Linked DNA regions of Homo sapiens: region 2 is linked to region 1. A link is an interaction called in ENCODE POLR2A ChIA-PET data of the cell type or tissue named here. Cell type or tissue: GM12878. All regions are shown on one strand. Each heading gives the region's core, and the rest is flanking DNA. Links, peaks and the distances in the headings are about the cores only. Region 1 holds the start of IKBKE-AS1 (IKBKE antisense RNA 1). Region 2 overlaps SRGAP2 (SLIT-ROBO Rho GTPase activating protein 2).

Region 1 (4,392 bases), core at 273-4,272:
TCTGGTTTATAGGACTTCACTCCCTAGCCAACAGGAGAGGAGGCCTCCTGGGGTTTCCCCAGGGCAGTAGGTCAAACGACCTCATCACAGTCTTCCTTCCTCTTCAAGCGTTTCATGTTGAACACAGCTCTCTCCGCTCCCTTGTGATTTCTGAGGGTCACCACTGCCAGCCTCAGGCAACATAGAGAGCCTCCTGTTCTTTCTATGCTTGGTCTGACTGAGCCTAAAGTTGAGAAAATGGGTGGCCAAGGCCAGTGCCAGTGTCTTGGGGCCCCTTTGGCTCTCCCTCACTCTCTGAGGCTCCAGCTGGTCCTGGGACATGCAGCCAGGACTGTGAGTCTGGGCAGGTCCAAGGCCTGCACCTTCAAGAAGTGGAATAAATGTGGCCTTTGCTTCTGTTTCTGGTGGCTCTCCCTGGGCTGTGTCTGCAAGGCAGGGCTCTCAGCTGGGTGTGCTTGGCAACCAAGTGGGGTCTGGGCGGGGATCTGTGAGAAGTGCTGGGAAATGGGGGTGGGAATTGGTCATGTCCTGATTTCTGCCTTTCCCCTAAATGGGCCCTAATTTCAAGGAAGAACCCAAGGGGTGCCTTCCCATTCCTTCCATTCTCTTGCCCCCGCATCATTTGGAAAGCTGTGTGAGGGGCCTGGAACTTAGGGAGAAAGGTATTCTTCTTTTTTTTTTTCCTTCAAACCCACCATCTAAGTGGCTACTGCTTTTTTCCCATCTCCACAGCTATTCAAAACCTAGGCTATGTCCTAAATAGTGGGTTTGAATAGTATTATGGGTTATTTTAAGCATTCCTTCATTTTGTCTAGAATCTAGAGTGGTGCCTGGGCAAGGCATTCTGACTTTTGCAAACTGCTTGCAAATTTACCTCCAGCCTTCCCATAAACCAGAGCTGGACTACCCACCTACCTGGGTGGGTGAAGGAAGGGGAAGGGGAAATGCAGTAAGGTAGCCCCAGTAGGAGAGAGAGACGAGTGGGAAGCCCCACTGTGTGCTTCGAAGCGTGAAGACAGCATTATGCTTGACTGGAAATAACCCCAGAGATCCTTCCTGTCCATCTTCATGGGAGCCCCCACATCCTGAGGCCACTCTACTCACCTGGTAGGGCCAGAAATGGGGAAGGGTGAGTCCTGGAGGCTTCTGTCCTCTGTGGTGCTTCTCTGTGCAAAGACCAGCACTCTAAAGGCCTGGGGGAAGGTGGCTGGAGGTTGTTTCCTTGCATCAGGTCCAAGTGGCTTTGTGTTTGTTATTTGGGCCTCAAGCCCGTGGAGTCACTTAAGCCCAGGGGTTCAAGTCCTGGGGCCTCAGAGACCAGCTGCCGCCTTGATGTTCCTGGGTACTAGACCACCTCTCGTCCACTCTGCTGGCCTGAATTTCTGGCCAACACTTCCAGCCCATGAGTGGCCCTTCAGGGAAGTCCCACAATGGGTTTTCCCTGGCAGCAACAGCTTGCAAAACCCCATGTGCTTGGTGGAGCTCAGTGAAGGAGCCAGGGGATCCCTGAATGCCAAATACAGATTTTTGGGAGATGATATGATCCAGGCTGTATGATCTCATGAGCAAAGCCTATGAGATGTGGCGGACAAACTCACTCAAAGGCTTCAGTTCAGTTGTTTTTTTTTTTTAATTTTCCTTCTTTTTTTTTTTTTGGCAGGGTTTTGCTCTGTTGCCCAGGTTGCAGTGGAATGGTATAATCTTGGCTCACTACAGCCTCGACTCACTGTAGTGATCAAGCGATCACCACTACTACTCACTGTAGGACCAAGCAATCCTCCTGCCTCAGCCTTCCAAGTAGCTGGGACTACAGGCGTGCACCACCACACCCAGCTAATTTTATATTTTTTGTAGAGATGAGGTCTCACTATGTTGCACAAGCTGGTCTTGAACTCCTGAGCTCAAGCAACCCTCCTTTCTTGGCCTCCCAAAGTGTTAGGATTACAGGCGTGAGCCACCACGCCCAGTGGCTTCAGTTCATTTCTATGCAAGGCAGAGCTGCTGACATCAGTGCCTCCCTGGATCTGAGGTTCTGCAGAGCTGCTGATTCCATCTCAGTAGGAAATGAGGAACTGGACCAAGACCCAGAACAACCCATAAGATCCTCAGGTGTCTGAAGACCTCTTTAATGTACCTCTCCATTCTCTGCAGTGATTCCTAACATAACACTTAAAATGAAAAGAGCCCATTCAGTTCACCAGACATGATCTGAGCCCTTACAGTGTACCAGGCCCACGGGATGCTGGAACTACAGAGGTGACTAAGCCACCTTTCTGGCTCATGGGGAGCTCACCTCTATGGGGGAAGACAGGTATGCCACAGATAGCTTCCCATCATGGAGGAGGTGCTATGCTAGGAATGCAAACATCCAGTGTGGTCCTGAGTCACCATCCTCACAGGGGAGGGTGCTTAGGTCAGGCTGGGAAACTTCCTAAGTGTCAGGGAGTGACTGAGAACAGGTGAATCCAAAGTGGTCTTAGCAGGTGAGCAGGTGATACCTAGCAAAGAAGGTGTGGGAGGCATTCCTGGCCGTGGGAGCAGCAGTGGCACAGGCATGGGAAGAGCTACTAGTATTTCTATATGACTGGAGAGTAGGTTAAAGTAGGATGCTGGTATTGTGGAAAGGGAGGAGCCAGTCCAAAAGGTCCTTGCAGGCCACACTGAGGAACTTGGACTTTACCCCAGAGGACCACAGAGAGGTTTTAGGTCAAGTCCAACTGGTATTTTAAAGATACTACTCCTCGGTGCCCGTGTGGTGAGTGGAAAGTTGTGGGTAGGAATAGATTAGCTATGTGCATAAAGTGCCTAAAACTCAATATTATTATTATTATTGTTATTATGTGAGACGCAGTTTTGCTCTTGTTGCCCAGGCTGGAGTGCAATGGCACTATCTCGGCTCACCGCAACCTCTGCCTCCCGGATTCAAGCGATTCTCCTGCCTCAGCCTCCTGAGTATCTGGGATTACAGGCGTGTGCCACCACGCCCGGCTGATTTTGTATTTTTAGTAGAGGCGGGGTTTCTCCATGTTGGTCAGGCTGGTCTTGAACTCCTGAGCTCAGGTGATCCACCCACCTCGGCCTCCCAAAGGGCTGGGATTACAGGCATGAGCCACCGCACTGGCCCCAAACACAGTATTATTAACACAATAGTTCTCTGCATACTCCGCTCACCTTCCCCATCCCCTCCCCACCTCATTCAGCTATGAGCCCCTGCACAGGGTAGGTAGAGGAAACAAGTTCTTGTCTCGTATGGGCTGAGTCGGGGGCTCAGATCAGTCACAGATATCTGGGAAGATTCCATGTGGCATTCAGATTCATGGCTAGCAGCCTCTTAAAACAGGCTGATCCAAGCTAAAAGGGGGCCTAACTGGAAGGATGAGGGGGCCTGTCCCAGGAACCCAGGCAAGAAGTACAGTCAGTTCTGGAGGGCAGGGCGCTACAGGGCTATATCTCTCTTTCTCTCCCAGAATCCACACAGTTTCCTCTCTTGAGACTGGTGTCCTGGTTTCAAAACACATATTCTGGGATCCCACTCAGCTCCTGAATCCAATCCGTAAGGGTGTGGCTCAGGAATCTGTATTATTGATGAGCTTCCCTGGTGATTCTCACACCAGCTCAGGTTTGAGAACACTGAGGCAGAGTTTACAAAGATCCTGCAGAGGGCATGTGAATGGCCCAACAGAGGCCAATTGGCAGTGCGTGGTACACTGGACCAGGCACCCCACTCCACACCCACCCTGAGAGCTGAGGCCAGGGCAGCCAGTCTAAGGACAGGATGGATCTCAACCATGGCCAGGCCACCCTCCTACTGGAACCACCGTTTGCTTTCATGGAGCCACCTTGCTTCAGTATCCTCACAGGATTGCTGCAACTGGTCATTTTGGGTTCACTTCCAAACTGCTTCAAAGATTTTTATTTATGTTTATATATTTATTTTTTTTTAAGACAGAGTCTCGCTCTGTTGCCCAGCTGGAGTGCAGTGGTGCGATCTTGGCTCACTGCAACCTCTGACTCCCTGGTTCAAGTCATTCTCCTGCCTCAGCCTCCCAAGTAGCTGGTACTACAGGCATGCACCACCACGCCCAGCTAATTTTTGTATTTTTAGTAGAGACAGGGTTTCACCACGTTGGCCAGCATGGTCTCGATCTCCCGATCTCCTGATCCGCCCACCTCAGCCTCCGAAAGTGCTGGGATTACAGGCATAAGCCACCGTGCCCGGCCTATATTTTTATTTATTTATTTATTTATTTATTTATTTATTTATTATTTATTTATTTGAGACAGAGTGTCACTCTGTCCCCCAGGCTGGAGTTCCGTGGCGTGATCTCGGCTGACTGCAACCACCTCCCAGGTTCAAGCCATTCTCCTGCCTCAGCCTCCCGAGTAGCTGGG
Region 2 (4,392 bases), core at 118-4,117, 69 kb before region 1:
CCACTGCACTCCAGCCTAGGCTACAGAGGGAAACCCTGTCTCTAAAAACAATAAATTAATTTAAAATATAAAATAGGCCGGGCGTGGTGACTCACGCCTGTAATCGCAGCACTTTGGGAGGCCGAGACAGGCGGATCACGAGGTCAGGAGATCGAGACCGTCCTGGCTAACACAATGAAACCCTGTCTCTACTAAAAATACAAAAAAATTAGCTGGGCATAGTGGCAGGTGCCTGTATTCCCAGCTACTCGGGAAGCTGAGGCAGGAGAAAGGCATGAACCTGGGAGGCAGAGCTTGCAGTGACCTGAGATCGCACCACTGCACTCTGTCTGGCCTGGGCGACTGATTGAGACTCTGTCTCAAAAAAAAAAAAAAAAAAGAAAAAGAAATTGTATATATAAAATAAAACCCTACTAGTTTTGAGTAATACTTGGTATGCACACCTGGCAATGTTTGCTGAATGCCTAGGGTGCAGTATGGGTAGTGGCAAAGTGTTAGGTCTCCGAGGGAGATTGCCTGGGTTTGAATCCTGGTTTTGCCACTTGCCAGCTGTGTGACCATAGCAGCTACTTAACCTCACTAAGCCTTCATTTCTTCATTTTTCTTTTCTTTTTCTTTTTTGAGACAGGGTCCCGCTCCATCACCCAGGCTGGAGTGCAGTGGCTTGATCTTGGCTCAGTGCAACCTCTGTCCTCTGGGCTCAAGCAGTCCTCCCACCTCAGCCTCGCAAGTAGCTGGGACCACAGGTGTGCAACACCATGCCAGGCTATTTTTAGTAGAGACAGAGTCTGTTGCCCAGGCTGGTCTCACACTCTTGATCTCAAGTGATCTGCTGGCCTCGGCCTCTCAAAGTGCTGGGATTACAGGTGTGAGCGACCGCACCTGGCCTCACTTTTTCATTTTAATGAGTATAATAATAATAATATGTACTCCATAGGATTGTTACCAGCACTAGTCCATCTAAAGGACTTAGTACATGGCCTCACACCTCTTTAAATTCCTCTATAAATGGTAGGCACTAATGTTCATGTGTTAATAGGAAATATTACTCTCCTTGCCTCCAGTCCCCTCCCCAGTCTGTAGAAGGCAAATTGAGGCCCAAAAAAGTTCAGTGACATGAGCCAGACTGTGAAGCAAAACAACAGAGCAAAGATTGACATCTGGGAGGCCTGCTTCTTTGCTTAGTACCTGTTAGTCCCCACTATTTAGAGTTAGTTTTTCTTTTCTATCTTACCTTTATACCAAACAAACCCTCTTTCTGAAGCTCCCATTGGTTCATTCTGCTACCTTCAACTGAGAATAATTGAGCACCTCTTATGTGAGAGCATCATGGCCAACCCTGGACACCCAGGAATTGACATAGGATCTGCTCTTGTGAAGTTTGAGCTGTAGTGGTGACAAGTGCCAACAAATATTCACATCCACACATTGGAGTCACAGTCAGGGTTGAGGAGAACATACCCCCAGCAGGAGCAGCTCATGCAAAGCCACGAGGCAAAGGAGGACTTTGCAGAACAGAAACGTGGCCAGCATAGCTGTAGCAGAAGCTAGGGGAAAGAACAGGCAGTGGAACTGGAGGCACAGGCAGTATTCCTGGCATGCAAGGCCGTGTAAGAGAGTAATGAGAGGTCTTTGAAAGAGTTTAAATAATGAAATGTGCCCTTTTAAGATTACCTAATTACTATGTGAAGGAAGAGAAATGCGGGTCAGAAGATGGCAAGGATGGGAATTGAGGTATTGGTGGATTGAACTAGGTTGGGGGCAGTTGAGATAGAGAGAAGCGAATGGATTTGAGAGATATTTAGAAGGCAGACATGACAGAATATTAATTAATTAGGTGGTGGAGAAGGTGGTGAGAAACTGGTTTGGGGCAGAAGATGATCAGTTTTGTTTAGGACATGCTAACTTTAAGGCATCTGTGTAGCATTCCATGTGGGTGGTTGTATTTTTGTGCTCTGGAACTTGGAGGACAGGCCAGGTGCTTCTTTGTAGACCGGCTGGTGATCCGCTAAGACAGTTCTGCACGGTTTGGCCCGTTTTCTCTGACCCTGGGCTATCCCTGTTTGAATATTCTAATGTTGTGTTTCCCTTTGGCTTTTCAGGACTCCAGCCAGGCAATTCCTCTGGTGGTGGAAAGCTGTATCCGGTTTATCAGCAGACACGGTAAGCAGGATGACAGCCTTGTCCATATTTGTGCAAAGATTGGGAAGAACTTCCAGGAATTCTTTGTAGAGTAAGAATAGAGATTGACTTCCCATCCTGGCATTCTCAGAAAAGGAATAAATTCTTACTTGTCCACATAACTTTTGCTACCTCAAAATAGCCACACCTAGACATTGAAAGAAATGCATCATATATTTTGACACAAAATGCCTCAGCCACTTATCACGCAGCATTTTTTTAGCTTGAGAGTAAGTTTGAAATTGCAGCTGTTATGTAAATACAGCTGCTATTATGTGGTAACAGTAGTTTCACCATTACTCACAGTCTTTGCAAGTGTGGGTATCTCCCACTGTACAGCCTGACCATTTTGTCACTTTCTGTACCAGACTAGTTTGAAAACAACTCCTTTCCCAATGTTGCAGTGATTCCTAATAATCAGTTTTTGTTCTGGTTTGGTCTCACTGGATACAGCATGGCCAAGGGCTGAGTTAGTAGCTGGTCTTAAAGTTGTATCCAACTTTTGAGAATCTGCAGAGGCAGGCTGCTTCTCAGCCTAGGTGAAATCATACTCTCTTCTACTTGGATGAAGCTGAATCTTATAAACACCATTCCTCACCAGCTACTGGTCTCATTGGACAGAATTTAGCGATCGAAATAATTGCCAGAGAATTGATTTCCCAGGGATTAGAGTGTTTATAAAGGACAGAACTAGTGCTATGAAAATTTCTAGGAACTGAGCATCAGAAATTGTTTTTAGATGCTGTTCTTTCTGTGATAGGAAAAGGGGCAGAGTGACCTTTCTGGAGCTAAGGAGGTAGATAAAATATTGCTTGTCTAAATTCAGAGGCAGCTATTCTCTCTCCCTCTCCTTGTCTTTTTCTCTCCCTGTAAACTGGGACATTGCTCAGGTTCATTTTTGGAATAGTAATTATTATAGCATGGTTACAATTGATCTCATTCTAATCAGCTATAATTTTTAAATTTTATCCCTATTCATTTAAAGTAACAGCATTGTATATCAGTATTGAACAGTCAACAAATTTATCAAGTCCCTGATCAATGCTGGGTACCATGCATTGCCATGCAGGAAAACAGAAACAGGAATAATATACTCTTCCTGTCTTTAAGTGGTTTTGTGATGCAGTTGGGAGAAATAAGTAAGCAAGTGATAAGTTAAATAAAAAGGGATAAGCTGTGGTAATTCAGAATAGAGTATAAGAAATTTCACAAGATAGTAATGATTAACAGTCAAACAGTTTGCAAAGAAAAGTCCAAACGGAGTTCAGGGGAGGATGAATTATTTGTGCCTAAGAGACAATAGGAAGAAGAAAGTCTGAGCCACTGTTCATTAGCATACATTTCATTCATTGAACGAATACATATTAGTTGCTTATTATATCCCAACAAAAAGTTTCTGCCTTCATAAACCTTACATTCCACTGAAAGGTGGATAAGCAAATGACCAATTGATCAGCCAGTAAATACAGTATGTCAGGTATTGGTGAATGTCATGAAGAAAAGTAAAGCAGGGTGAGGGGATGGAGAAGGAAGAGGGAACACTGTTTGAAGCTGGTTCAGGGAAAAGGCCTCTCCTAAAGTGACATTAGGGCAGAGTTGTGAGGGAGTAAGCCTTGTGGATATCTGGGGAAGAGTATCTTGGGGAGCGGGAACAAGTGCAGAGATCCTTGCCATATGCAGGAAGCCAGCGTAGCTGGAGCAGAGCAAATGAAAAAGGAAGCGGCAGGAGATGAAGCTGGAAGCCAGACTCTTAGGGCCTCATGTGCTAGGATTGGATTTTATTCTGAGGAAGATGGGAAGCCACTGGAGAATTTTGAACAGGGAGTCATCTTTTTAAAGGATCCCTGATGCTCTATGGAGCTAAGACTGTAAGAAGGAGACAGGAAGCAACTGCAGTAGCCTGAGGAAGACATGATGGCGGCCTAGACCAGGGTGTTAGCTGTGGTATTTGCTGAAAAGTGGGCAGGTTCCAGATATTGTGGCATGAATGTACCTGTTTCTGCCCCTTACAGCCACAGTGCGTGAGTGCTTCACCATTACTGTGGTGAAGCTCTGGGGAAACAGGCACATTTATATGTTACTAATGGGAATGCAAACTGATACAACTCTTTGGAAGGGAATTTGGCAGTATCTAACAAAACTTCATATGCACTTACGATCCAGCAGATCCTAGGAATTCTAGAAATTTGCCATGAAGTTACATCTCCAACA

The links. Peaks named below come from ENCODE experiments on the same cell type or tissue, not always from the same donor. Only the 100,000 strongest peaks of a DNase experiment are listed, where the experiment ranks them.
Region 2: POLR2A ChIA-PET joins it to region 1 with 5 read pairs; 4 of 35 experiments call an interaction of 5 or more read pairs at or near these places.

What each region holds. Positions count from the first base shown.
Region 1 is chr1:206,496,490-206,500,881 of GRCh38, forward strand. IKBKE (inhibitor of nuclear factor kappa B kinase subunit epsilon) reads left to right here. Exons shown (of 22, transcript NM_014002.4): 22 at 1-400. It overlaps IKBKE-AS1 (IKBKE antisense RNA 1), which reads right to left and starts at 1,239. Exons shown (of 2, transcript NR_172918.1): 1 at 1,105-1,239. RefSeq lists an enhancer at 1,184-1,333. In GM12878, for the core only: no CTCF peak of the experiment used is centred there; no DNase peak of the experiment used is centred there; H3K4me3 peaks cover 440 bases; H3K27ac peaks cover 1,302 bases.
Region 2 is chr1:206,428,060-206,432,451 of GRCh38, forward strand. It overlaps SRGAP2 (SLIT-ROBO Rho GTPase activating protein 2), which reads left to right. Exons shown (of 23, transcript NM_015326.5): 14 at 2,103-2,163. Among named protein-coding and RNA genes, the nearest start is that of IKBKE, 40 kb to the right of the region's middle. In GM12878, for the core only: no CTCF peak of the experiment used is centred there; a DNase peak (open chromatin) is centred at 2,472.